Regions from separate parts of the Homo sapiens genome. Here region 2 is linked to region 1. Evidence: chromatin contacts called from ENCODE Hi-C or POLR2A ChIA-PET data. All regions are on one chromosome and are shown on one strand. Each heading gives the region's core, a stretch centred on a gene start or an enhancer-like site at or near the end of the contact. The rest is flanking DNA. Distances are from core to core; before and after follow the strand shown.

Region 1 (6,382 bases), core at 1,801-4,300:
TCAAGCCACCATCTACCCCTGAGGATGTCTCCCACTGAGGGGGCTGGATCTGCACCAGACTCAGAAGATTCCAGAATGGCTGGATCCAAGGGTTCAAATACAAAGGGAGGGCTGTGGCCGGAGCCACCGAAAAGTACAGGGGGTGAGCAGGAAGGGCAGGGGAACAACAGAGACAGGAGCAGCAGCTGGACACTCGCTCTCAGGGGTGTGTGACAGCGACTGCACCATCTTCCAGCTGTGTCCCCAGCAAGTGACTTCACCTCTCTGAGGCTCTGCCCCTTCATCTGTGAAAGTGGGATCATCGTGGTCTTTACCTCACTTGGTTGTTTTGAGGGCAGAATTAGATAAGGAAATGTACAGACCTCGGTGGAGTACCTGGCACTGAGTAAGTTCACAATCAATGGTGGTTGTGATTATTATCCCCATTTGCCAGATGGGAAGACTGAGGCTCAAAGCAGCTCAGGGACTTGCCTCGGATTACACAATGGGTTGGTGGCAGAACCCCTGGCCTCGGCTTCTCCTGACCCCAGTCCAGTGCTCCTTTCCTGGAGGCTGGACCAAAGATGAACCTGCCTTGGGACACAGCCAGCCCCAGAGTGTCAGAGACCCAAGGTGGCCATCCTGGGTCACACCAGCTCCAATGACAGCTTCTATGTTCTAGCACCTACTGTGCACCAGATGCCATGCCACGAGCTTGTGTGCACCACCTCCAGGAGCCATCACCACCTGTGACACGGGCACTGCGCTATCCCTGTTGTCCAGATACACAAGCTGTGGCTTCGGCAGAGCCGGGATCCACCGCCAGGACTGTCTGGTCCTGGAATCCCGGTTCTCAGCACAGGCTACTGCTGGGCCAAGGTGGGGCTTCTCTAGACTGTAGCGACAGCTCCCAGGCGCCTTCTCCCTATGTGTTCATCTTCTCCTTCAAGGAGAGACGGCAATATGGCACCCAGACCTCCACCGTGGATCCTAAGTCTTCTGGACACCAGACAAGTTTCCCCTGCAGGGCGGGGTTCCTTTCTCACATCTGGAAAAGGGGGGTGGGGGAAGGAGGGAAGAAGAAACATCAGCCCTAGCCCCTCCCTCCCTTCAGCCAGCACAGGGCCGCAGTGGGGGCTCAGGCTGCTAGGCGATGGTGGCAGGAAGGAGGTTTGAAGCATGCGGTCCCCCTTCCCCGCACACCCTGTCTACATTCCCATCTGGTCAGCCTGCTCGCTGAAAGTTGAAGTCCGCCTTGTACAAAAAACAAAAGCCTCCCCTTTCCAATGCAGAAAGCCCCAGAGACCGGGGCCACTCCGCTTGCCTTCTCTCTTGGCCAGTGTGGCCAGGACAGGGGCCGGGGAAGTGACAGCTGCCCTGCTCAGGGGAGAGAGATCCCAGTCCTGGCTCGGGTCCTCTCTGGGGCCATACCCCAGGAGCAGCTCGCGGAGCCTGTCCCCGCTGACTCCCACCGGCTCCCGCCTCGCCCGGCAGCCCAGGCCCCGCGACCCCTCCCCCTAGGACCTCCCAGCCTGGCCATCCGAGATGACCTTTGCCCCTTCCCCACAGAAGCCCAGACCTCTGACCCTTATTAAAAACAAACCAAACAAAATCTGGAGAGAAAAAAAATTCTCCACAAACACCTGAGAGATGATCGCGTGTCCCCGGCGCACGTACACACACACACGAGCACACACACCCCAGCCTCAGACACGCGAGGCCGCCTCCACATAAACACGCTGCTGGAGGGCGGGTTTTGTTTATGAAACGTCCAGGTTTCTCTCAACTTTGGGACGGGTGTGGACTGTTTCAGAGTTTTCTGCGGGATGAGGGAGCCTGCGGGCGGCAAGGATGTATTTTCTGCTTTGTGCTCTTTGCTGGTTCAATCCGGGGAGGGGGATACGTGAACAAAAGGACCAGGAAACCCAGGAAGGGGGCCCCGGGGCAGCACCCCCACCCCCAGGGGAGGTCGGGCTCCGGGAGGGCAGCCCCGGGGCCTGGGAAGCCCGGACTGGGCCTGAGCTCCGGAGGGCAGGGCTGCTAGCCCGTGTCCCCTCCGCGTCCCCGCGCTGGGCCCAGGGTCTGTCGCTTCGAAAACGTCTGGGACCGCTGGGCCGGGGTTCCTGCCCCCTCCTCTCCTGGCCTACAGCGCCTGGAAACCAAGGAATCCGCCCGGAACAATGGCAGGGCGGCTTTCCAAAGGCAAACAAGGAACGATTTGGCTTTTCCTTCCCCCGGCCCCCGAACCACCACCTAAGCGGGCGGCAGGGGCAGGTCTGGGGGTCCAGGTGGCCCCGGCGCGGCGACGGGACACACCCGCGACGCCCTCGTGGGCCAGGCCCCGCTGCGCATGCGCGGGTTGGGGCGCAGGCGGCCGCGGCCGCCCGCGCAGCCTCGCTCTGGCCCGGTCTCCGTGGCAACGGGCTGGGGGGAGGGGCCGGGCGGCGCGGGCCGCGGTGGCTGCTATTTCTGCCGCTTCCTGTTCCTCGTGGCCACGTCGCCATGGCAACGGTGTTACTCACCGCGGCCGCTTCCCGGCTCGGCTGGCGCGCGTGACCCCGGCCGCTCGCGCCCCCTCGTCTCTCACTTGCTGTGTTTTCCCCTCTTCCCCCGGGCGTCCTCCTCCTGCACCCCGGGTCCCCCAAGCAGCGCGCCCCGGTGCCCCCCACCCTTCCCCCTCCTCCCCGGTGCCCACGGCCCGGGACGAGGGGGAGGGAGATTGATGGGGGACGCTTATTAAAAAACATTGTAACCGTTTCCGTTTTTATTACGTTGACAAGGGAGCGTTATTTACTGTTATTGTTTGCCGAGCGGGCCGCGCCGGAGCTCGGGCGGCCCCCCGGGAGCTCACCTTCAGGCCGCGGCGGGCGGGGGCCGGGGCGGGGGGCAGGGCGAGAGCAGGGGGCGTCGGGCGGCCGCGCACCCCGGGGCCCTGCTCCTCGCCCCTTCCCCCGCCACCCCGTCCGGGCCCCGCGGCGGGGCGCGTTGGCGCGGGGAGGGACTGCAGAGGCCCGGTGACTCGCGTTGAAGGAGAAAGGCAACAAAAAATAAAAAAGGAACAGATGACTTCATTCTCGGGAAGGCTCCGTCCTACACGGACCAATTTCCTGGGGACTGTGGTGGAACAGCCCTGCTGCCGTTGGAAGCACTTAAAACTAAACCAGATAAAGACCAGAACATTCTGGGCCCTGCTGAACCAAGCCAGGGCAGGCTGCCGGGGCATGCAATTTCTGGCCACATGGGGAGGTGGGTGGCCTCCCTCCACCCTCAAAGGGCGCCTGGCTTCCAGTGTCCCAAGATTGCGGGTCCTGTGGGGAGGTGTCCACCGGGATCAGATGGGCCTGAAGGACGCCCCCAAGCCCCTGCTGGGATGTTAATGTCATCCTGCTAATTAAAGTTTGTGATTCTGTTCCTAACTCAGCTCCCCACTCTTGGACATTATCAGCTCAAATGCATACAGTTGCTGCTCTGGACAGGGAAGCCAGAGGAAAAAGCCTCTGCAGTGCACACCATACCATGGGTTCAGAAAAACAAATGTTGGCCGGGCACGGCCCGCCTGTAATCCCAGCACTTCGGGAGGCCGAGGCAGGAGGATCACTTGAGGCCAGGAGTTTGAAACCAGCCTAGTCAACATGGCAAAACCCAGTCTCTACTAAAAATACAAAAATTAGGCGTGGTGGTGCACGCCTGTAATCCCCGCTACTAGGGAGGCTGAGGCATGAGAATCACTTGAACCTGGGAGGTAGAGGTTGCAGTGAGCCAAGATCATGCCACTGCACTCCATCCTGGGCAACAGAGCAAGACTCCATCTCAAAAAATAAAAATAAAAAAGTGTTTACACTTACAAGCAACTCCTAGTGAACAACCCAGGTTTTGGAAACAACTTTCAGAGACCCCTTTAGCCTGTTTCATGTTTTCTTTTTCTTTTTCTCTTCCAAGGACATGCGGTTAGCCTTTGGTCACGGAGACCTTTGCCCTTTCAAGATAAAGTGATCTTCAGCTCTCTTCCCAGCACCAGCCGCTCTCAGCTGCACAGCCCTCCCTGAATGTGTGAACCAAAGTCACTGGTTCCAAGAAGAAAGAGCATCCTCCATCCCCACCCCACCCCCACCCCCACCCCACCCCACTCCCACCCCATCCCACCCCAGCGCTTGTGGAGTGTAAGACAGAGGTTCCCAGCCCTGAGATACGGACAGGCATCGGGCAGGCCTATACCTCCCTCCACGCCGAGTCACCAGCACTCACCCCACAGGCTGACCGTCCACGCAGAGCTGGTGGTGGGTTCAGAGGGTTTAGCTGATGCGAGAGTCGGAGCCCTGGGCAAAGTTTGTGACAAAATGACAGTAGACACCCAGTGTTGCAGAACCCCAGATCTGGGAGGACTTCGGAGATTACCCAGACCAACTACCCCCACTTCTTGTTTTACAGTTGGGCAAACTGAGGCCTGGAGAGGGGAAGGAGATGGGGCTAAGATGCGCCACCAGCTGGTGATAGAGCCTAGATGGGACCGTGGCGCTGTGCCTTCCATTCAGGTGCTGGTTGCCCCACTCTTTCATCTGTGGAATTATCTGTATGATCAGAAGTTTGGGGCTGGGGGCAGGACAACTGTCAGTCAGGGGCCACTGTCGCCAGAGTGCTAGGGTTCAAATCCTTCCTTCTCAGCGAAGCCTTGGGCCAGCGAGTTCTTCTCTCCAAGACTTGGCCTCTTTATGTGTTAAGTAATGGGGGTAATAACTGACCCTGGGCCGGGCGTGGTGGCTCACGCCTGTAATCCCAGCACTTTAGGAGGATGAGGAGGGCGGATCACTTGAGGCCAGGAGTTCAGGACCAGCCGAGTCAGCATGGTGAAAACCCATCTCTCCTAAAAATACAAAAATTAGCTGGGCGTGGTGGCGGGCACCTGTAATTCCAGCTACTTGGGAGGCTGAGGGAAGAGAATCACTTGGACCTGGGAGGCAGAGGTTGAAATGAGCAGAGATTGCGTCACTGCACTCCAGTCTGGGTGACAGAAAGAGACTCCGTCAAATAAATAAATAAATAAATAAATAACAGAGCCTGCTCTGAGTTTGTCTTAAGGAAGAAAGGCCATGACGCAGGTGAGGGCCCTGGACTGACCTGGTACTTTCTAGAACTTAACTGATGCAACCATGGCGATGCTGGTGGTGGTGGTGGTTGTAGTGGGTTAAATGGTGCACCCCCCAACCAAATATGTCCACACCCTAATCCCTGGAACCTGTGAATGTGACGTTATTTGGAAAAAAGGGTCTTTGTTGATGTCATTAAGTTATGGATCTTGGGAGGAGGTCACCCTCGATGACCTAAGTGGGGCCTAAATGTCATCACAAGTGCCTACGGAAGAGGAGAAGCTGTGTGTAGACGTAGGCAGAGGGTGGAGTGATGCAGCCACGAGCCAAGGAGCACCTAGAGCTGCCAGAAACTGGAAGCAGCAGGAAGGGTCCTCCCCGAGCCTGCTGAAGACCTTTGGCCTTCAGAACAGCAAGAGAATCATCTGTGTTGTTGTAAGCCACCAGGTTTGTAGTGATGTGTTCCTCAGCCGTAAGGAAGGAAACAAATACAGGAGTGTTGAGGTTGAGGATGAGGATAGGGTGATGATAATGATGGTGGTTGTGATGTTGATGGTGGTGATGGTGATGGTGGCTGTGATGTTGATGGTGGTGGTGATGCTGATGGTGGTGGTGATGGTGATGGTGGTGGTGGTGATGGTGGTGATGCTGATGGTGGTGGCGGTGGTGATGGTGATGTTGGTGGTGGTGATGCTGATGACGGTGGTGATGCTGATGGTGGTTGTGATGTTGGTGGTGATGCTGATGGTGGTGGTGGTGGTGGTGGTGATGCTGATGGTGGTTGTGATGGTGATGGTGGTGGTGGTGTTGATGGTGGTGGTGATGCTGATGGTGGTGGTGATGTTGATGGTGGTGGTGATGTTGATGGTGGTTGTGATGCTGATGGTGGTGGTTGTGATGTTGATGGTGGTGGTGATGCTGATGGTGGTTATATTCTCCTGCTAGAGCCGTCTGACGGTTCCAGAGGCCCGAGGTCCACAGTAAGGGCGTGGGCAGGACCATGCTGCCTCTGAAGGCCCCGGGGAAGCCTCCGTCCCAGGCTTCTCTCCAGCTTCTGGCAGCCTTGGCGTGTGGCTGTGTCACTCCTGTCCTCCGGTCCTCCCATCCTTCTGCCCTTCATCTTGACGTCATCTTCATTCTGCCATGTCTGTTCACCTTTCCCCTTTTTATAGGAACCTCACTCTTATTGGATTAGGGCTCCCCAACGACCTCACCTTAACCTGGTTACCTCTGTAAAGACCACACAAAGCCGCATTCTGAGGGACTGGAGTTAGGACTTGAGCCTATCTTTTTTTTTTTTTTTTTTTTTTTTAAGACGG
Region 2 (6,382 bases), core at 1,072-3,571, 89 kb before region 1:
TTTCTTTCTTTTTTTTTTTTTTTTGGTGGTGGGGGAATGGACTCTTGCTCTGTCGCCCGGACTGGAGTGTAGTGGCGCGATCTTGGCTCACTGCAACCTCCGCCTCCCGGGTTCAAGCAATTCTCCTGGCTCAGCCTCCCGAGTAGCTGGGATTACAGGCATGCATCGCCACGCCCGGCTAATTTTTTTTTTTTTTTTTAGTAGAGACAGGGTTTCACCATGTTGGCCAGGCTGGTCTCGAACTCCTGACCTCAGGTGATCCGCCCACCTTGTACTCCCAAAATGCTGGGATTACAGGCGTGAGCCACTGCACCTGGCCCCATCTTTCTACAACTGGGAAAATTCTGAGTTCTGGAACCATCTGCCCAGGGATTTGGGGTCAGAGATGGTGGGCCTTTCTGATCCTGGTCTTTGCCATGGTTATGATTGTGGCATCCCTGCCTGTCTTCTATCATGTGCCTCAGCCTGTTTTTTTTCCTTTGCCAGGCTGCAAGCCCCTGATATCAGACTAACAGGAGCACAACATTGCACGGTCTAAAGACACTACATTAGGGTGAAATTTTGTTCTTCTATCTTCCCCCCTTGCATGGAGAGGACCCTCATTCCTGCCCCCACCCTCGCTTCACTGTGCCAGGCACAGGCAGAGCCCAGGTGCTGCCTCTGCTTGTCTGCAGTTGCCGACGAGGCCTGCGCTGAGCATTTTGGCAAGTCTGGAGAATTGAAGGCCCAGGCCCTTGGCCCTATCACCGCAATGCAGGCCCAGAGGTGGCAGGCGGGAGCTCACCGATGGATCTGCCAGTGTCAGTCCCAGAGCGGACCCCAGAAGTGTTCAGGCGTGGACTCGCACTGTCTGACATTTCCATCGATGGCCTGCATGAGGAATGGGCGGTGAGCATCCTCCTTCCATCTCCAGCTGGGGGTGGAGGGTGTGAGCCTGCCCGCCGAGAGGAAGCCAGTTACAGAATCAAAATGACTCAGGCTGGGCTCTGTGGTGCGTGTCTGCAGTCCCAGCTGCTCTGGAGGCTGAGGCAGGAGAACTGCTCTAGTCCAGGAGTTCGAGGCTGCAGTATGCTATGATCATGCCTGTAAGTAGCCACTGCACTCCAGCCAGGGTAACACAGCGAGACCTTGCTTCTGAAAAACAAAAACAAAATGACTCACAGAAAGGCGGAGTGGCCAGAAATCAGGGACTGGGAACCTGTGGGGGAAGAAAAATCACTCAGCAGTGGTCTCCTCCCAGCCTTCCTGCCTCCAAGTTTGCCCCTCTAATCCGTCTTACAGAGCTTCCAGCTTAATCGTTCCAATTAATCCTCCTACCTGAGCCAGCAAACCTTCGCTGTTGCTCCTACTTGCTTCCAAAGGCAGTTCAGTGTCTGGCCCCACTGTCTTTCCAGGGTGTCCTCCTCCTCCCGGAACACAACTGGCTGCCCACCGGCTGGGCGCGGTGGCTCACGCCTGTAATCCCAGCACTTTGGGAGGCCAAGGCCGACAATCACCTGAGGTCGGGAGTTCGACACCAGCCTGGCCAACATGGTGAAACCCTGTCTCTACAAAAAATATAAAAATTGACCGGGCACGGTGGCTCATGCCTGTAATCCCAGCACTTTGGGAGGCCGAGGCCTTGGGTGGATCACAAGGTCAGGGGATCGAGACCATCCTGGCTAACACAGTGAAACCCCGTCTCTACTAAAAAAAATACAAAAAATTAGCTGGGTGTGGTGGCGGATGCCTGTAGTCCCAGCTACTCGGGAGGCTGAGGCCGGAGAATGGCATGAACCCGCGAGGCGGAGCTTGCGGTGAGCCGAGATCGGGGCCACTGCACTCCAGCCTGGGCGACAGAGCAAGACTCCGTCTCAAAAAAAAAAAACAAAAAACGAAACAAAACAAAACAAAAAACAAAACAAACAAACAAAAATTAACAGGGCATGGTGACACACGTCTGTAATCTCAGCTACTTGAGAGGCTGAGGCAGGAGAATCGCTTGAACCTGGGAGGCGGAGGTTGCAGTGAGCCGAGATCACACCACTGTACTCCAGCCTGGTGACAGAGTGAGACTCCGTCTGAAAAAAAAAAAAAAAAAAAAGAAAGCCTTTGTCCATGCTGTTCTCTCTGTCTGGAACAGCATCACACTTGCAGGCCAGCTCCACATCAGAGGAGACCCTCTTTCTACAACTCTTGAGGGCCTCTCCAGTCCTCCAGCCCCACTCCATTCCACATCCTCACAGTCAACACAGCCCCACTTGCCTGGACTCTCAGAGCAGTCTCCCAATAGGCCTCCCTGCCTGGGGATAAGTCCCAGCTCTCAACCTGGCACTCGACGGCCTTCCTGATCAGCTGGGCTCCAGCCTCGTGATTCCCACCCACTGTTTGACCTGACACAGCTGCTTAAGTTTCTCTAGTTCTTCTAGATTACCCTGTTCTCCCACTTTGAGACCTTCTTATGTGTAGATTTCCTCTTCCTGGAGCACTTTTCCCTCCCCTCTTGGCCCGCCTAACTTTTACTCATCTGTCAGGAAGCCATGTTGATTCCACCTCCTCCAGGAAGCCTTCTTGGATTTAGGGTCCCTCCTGTTGGCTCCCAGAGGTCCCATATCCCTTGCATCATCACAATTCCTCCTCCAGATTGAAGCTGGCTGCTTTGCCAGTCTCCTCTAGGCCATGGTCTCCTGAGGACAGAGCCACACATTGGCCTCTGTCTCCCCCAGCTTGATCAGGGCAGGAGGTGCCCAAGAAAGCCCAGAAGGAAGGAGTGGGAAATGGTCCCGCACATGTATTGAGCTCCCGCTCCACAGTGAGCCTTTTACTTGCAGCCCAGTAGCCTGGATGGCTCGGCCTTTCTGACATGGAGTTAGGTCACCATCTGGTCACAGCCTGCAGCCCCAAGCTCTTCTCTTTTCATCTAGATAGTGGGCATAACCCTGGATCTTAACAGCCTGTGAGATGCAAGGAAACACCAGACGCCAAGGGCTCATCCCAGTCCCGGGTAGATGATTTTAAGCATTTCGTGTTCCTATCATTGGTCGTTATTGGGGCTCTGGAGCCAACCTCTGTGGCTTCAAATCTTGGCTTCTCCTCTCCTGGCTGGGTGACTTTGGGCAAGTTACTTAACCCCTCTGTGCCTCAGTTTCCTCATCTGTAAAATGGAACTAATCATAAGCTCATTTTCTCTGTTTCTCAGGGCCCTGGAGAGGATTATAACAATTGATATGCATGCAGAGTTTGCACAGCACTTGGTGCAAGGGCTGGGCAAATGCTGGCTGTGGTTGTTATTATCTCGGGGTCACCCTGAGCATCTGATACCAGTGAGGAGACTCTGGCTTCTGGGGAATCTTCCAGAGCTGCAGATCTGAGCCTGGCAGGAGGAACTCTTAGACCTTGTGAAGACTGAATTCCTGTCCCCTGAAGCTCTTGAAACCATCCCATCCATGTCTGCCGGTCAGAGTCACCAGGAAGTTCTTCCTTGTATCTATCCTAAGTCTTTCCTGCGTTGATTTCTCTGGGTTCCCATCCAGGCCGGATAGGAAGACGAGGGAAGGAGCCTTAAGGGTGTCTCAAGCATCAATCCCAGAACTTCCCAGCTCAGCTCAGAAGCCAGCAATGTGAGTCTCTGGCTCCTAGGGGGCCAAGAGCCAGGAGGGGAGGGTTTGCCTGGCTCAGTCTCCTTCGAAGGTCTCCCAGCCACAGCCAGATGCAAAACCACCTTTGTTCCCTGAATTTCAGGCCGTGGGAGGGAATGGGGCCAGCGCCTGGGGTGCGGCTGGGGAGGGAGGAAGAGATGCAAGGATTGAAAACTCGAGGGAGGCCTAGAGCAGCAGGGAGGCAGGACAGGGCACCCTGGGCAGCCAGATAGGGGCAGGGGTGTGGGAAACAGAGGGCGCAGAGCAGGGGCCAGCGGGGCTGGGAATAGGAGCCTCGGGGAGGCCGGTGAGGCGCGGAGAGGGAGGCCTCATACCAGACACTGTCTAGACGCAGCAATTATTGTCAGCTCGGAACACCCAGGCTCTGCCGGTTCAGCTGAAAGGGAGCTTAACAAAGAAGCAAGGGAGGAAGAAAGCAGGGAGAAAAGCCGGCTCCTGGCCTGTCGGGCTCTTTCTCTGCCTTGGCCACCCCCCTTTGTGTTCCACCAGCCCTGGTGGGGGGGACCCCAATGTGAAAGCACAGCTCAGAGATGCCTAATGGGGACACGGCTCCTCCTGGGCCCAGGGGGCCTGGCCAGGATCACTGTGTGGGTTTTTGGGAGGGAGAGGAGGGTGCTCTGGGCTGCCTCCTGCACGTGTATTTCTTTATATGGAGGCAGTGAGAACAGAATTCCCAGGGAGACAGCAGGCCTGAAAGTTTGAATCGCAATTCCCGCAGCTTCCTGCTGTATATATAGCTCTGGGCCGACTACAAATTTCTCTCAGCCTTGGTCTTCTCATCTGCAAAATAGGGAAAAGAACACTGCCTGGGCCAGGCGCGGTGGCTCATGCCTGCAATCCCAGTACTTTGGAAGGCTGAGACGGGTGGATCACCTGATGCCAGGAGTTTGAGACCAGCCTGGACAACACAGCGAAACCCTGTCTCTAATAAAAATACAAAAAATCGGCTGGGTGCGGTGGCTCATGCCTGTAATCCCAGCACTTTGGGAGGCTGAGGCAGGCGAATCACCTAAGGTCGGGAGTTCGAGACCAGCCTGACCAACATGGAGAAACCAAGTCTCTACCAAAAATACAAAATTGGCCGGGTGTGGTGGATTGAGTGCAATGGCGTGATCTCAGCTCACCGCAACCGCTGCCTTCCAGGTTAAAGTGATTCTCCTGCCTCAGCCTCCCAAGTAGCTGGGATTATAGGCATGTGCCTGTAATCCTTTTTCCCTCTTTGCTTCCATCCCAGGGAGAGTCCTTCATGCGTTGGATGGGACCTTCAAGGCCCTAAGTTTTTGTGGCTGCAGAGTCAGCTCAGAGCCATTTGGGCCAAACTCAACAGACCCACAGACAGAGAAAATGTGGCACATGTTCTCGGGCTCAGGGCTGCTACGTGGCCTTTTTCTCTCTCCTCCTCTCCCTGGCATTCTTTGCAGTTTCTGGGACTTTGGGTTCCTCTCTGGCTTCCACTTTCTCTGGGCCTCCCAGAGTCTCTGTGATTGTCTAGACCTTCATTCTCCTGCCACTACCCCAGCCACTGTCTGGAACCTGACCTTGGCTGAGCCACTGGGCCTGGTATTACAGGCAGCTCCAAGCTCAGGAACCCCAAGCTCCATCCTGGGAGAGGACAGACCAGGTCCTGAGTAAGAGGTAGGCAGGTGGCCCTGGACGCTGCCCTCCAGCCACTGGGCTCCTTGAGGAGGGGCTCAGATGCTGCTCCAGGGTTCCAGAGTGACCAGGGCTGGGGGTGGATTTTCAGAGGAGCAGCCCAGGCCCTCCTCCATCCATCATTTCCTAGTCTGGCCTGGCTGGGCCATTCCCTGGTCCTGGAGAGGTTGGAGGTGTCCCATGGGTTGTGCCTCAAGTGGAGGGCAGGGCACTTAGTGCAAGGGACAGTCTCACACACACTCACACTCACTTATACACTCACTCACACACGCACACTCACATATACACTCTCACACACATTCACACTCACACACATATACACTCACACTCACACATATACACTCACACACTCATATACACACACACGAATACTCACACACTCACATTCATATACACACTCATACACACACACTCTCGCACTCCCTCTCATACTTTTACACTCATTCTAACACACACACATGCTGTCCCAGAGCTAAGGCCCTGACACCTGCCCCAGTGACACTCCCCCACCACCAGCCTGGGTCCCTGGCTGCTGGGCACCCTCACTGTGTCTAGAGCTGGAAGCTCCCTTCCCCTCTCCCGCTCCCACATGCCCATAGCTGTCCACTGCCTGCAGATCCAGGGCAGACCCGTCTGCTTGCATCAGAGGCCCACCTCTCTGGAAGATTCCGGCATGTCCCACCATGTCACATGTGGCCCACCTCTCTGGAAGATTCCGGCATGTCCCACCATGTCACATGTGGTTCTCTTTGCCTGTCTCCTCTCTGCACCTTTGCTCAAGCTGTTCCTCCCCCTGGCACACCGTTCCTGGCTGCCCCCACCATGTCTCAAAACAAATGCCTGGCCTCCCATGAACCTGCTCCCCCATGCTGTCCTCTGCCTCGGGGACAGCACCAGTGTCCACCCACTGCACATGCCAGGGCCCAAGGAGCCTCCCCAGCCCCTCCTTCGCCTCCTTCACCCTCACACCATGCCCTGTCCCCTGTACCTCCCACACTGTCTCAGCCAGCTGCCACCATCTCCCCTGGATCTCAGTGCCACACTCCCAACCGGCTTCTGTGTCCACTCTTGTCCCTACCATTCTGAGTAAG

What was found. Hi-C counts contacts between places; a loop is a spot of excess contacts on that map. ChIA-PET counts read pairs that join two places held with the same protein, here RNA polymerase II (POLR2A). Pooled maps may share reads with other maps.
Region 2: a loop to region 1 is called in a map of PC-3, with 5 times the contacts of the local background. The contact joins two enhancer-like sites. A Hi-C loop is called at or near these places in 21 of 168 maps with a recorded cell type or tissue (CD4-positive, alpha-beta T cell, CD8-positive, alpha-beta T cell, PC-3 and 15 more), 4 of 37 single-sample maps with no recorded cell type and 24 of 50 pooled maps. POLR2A ChIA-PET finds 5 or more read pairs at or near these places in 16 of 52 experiments (A549, CD4-positive, alpha-beta T cell, CD4-positive, alpha-beta memory T cell and 11 more).

Annotation. Positions count from the first base shown.
Region 1 is chr9:129,409,864-129,416,245 of GRCh38, reverse strand. No RefSeq gene overlaps it. Among named protein-coding and RNA genes, the nearest start is that of LINC00963, 76 kb to the left of the region's middle. RefSeq lists an enhancer at 542-1,361 and silencers at 1,943-2,082, 2,223-2,432, 2,543-2,712, 2,733-2,812. Within about 2 kb of position 3,050, at least 41 of the 41 ENCODE cell types and tissues checked have a DNase peak (open chromatin) inside an H3K27ac peak, as active enhancers do.
Region 2 is chr9:129,498,075-129,504,456 of GRCh38, reverse strand. It overlaps LOC124900275 (extensin-like), which reads right to left. Exons shown (of 4, transcript XM_047424330.1): 3 at 785-1,134. LINC00963 (long intergenic non-protein coding RNA 963) reads right to left here. Exons shown (of 5, transcript NR_038955.1): 3 at 1,318-2,060; 4 at 785-1,134. Among named protein-coding and RNA genes, the nearest start is that of LINC00963, 13 kb to the right of the region's middle. RefSeq lists an enhancer at 5,986-6,382. Within about 2 kb of position 2,321, at least 6 of the 41 ENCODE cell types and tissues checked have a DNase peak (open chromatin) inside an H3K27ac peak, as active enhancers do.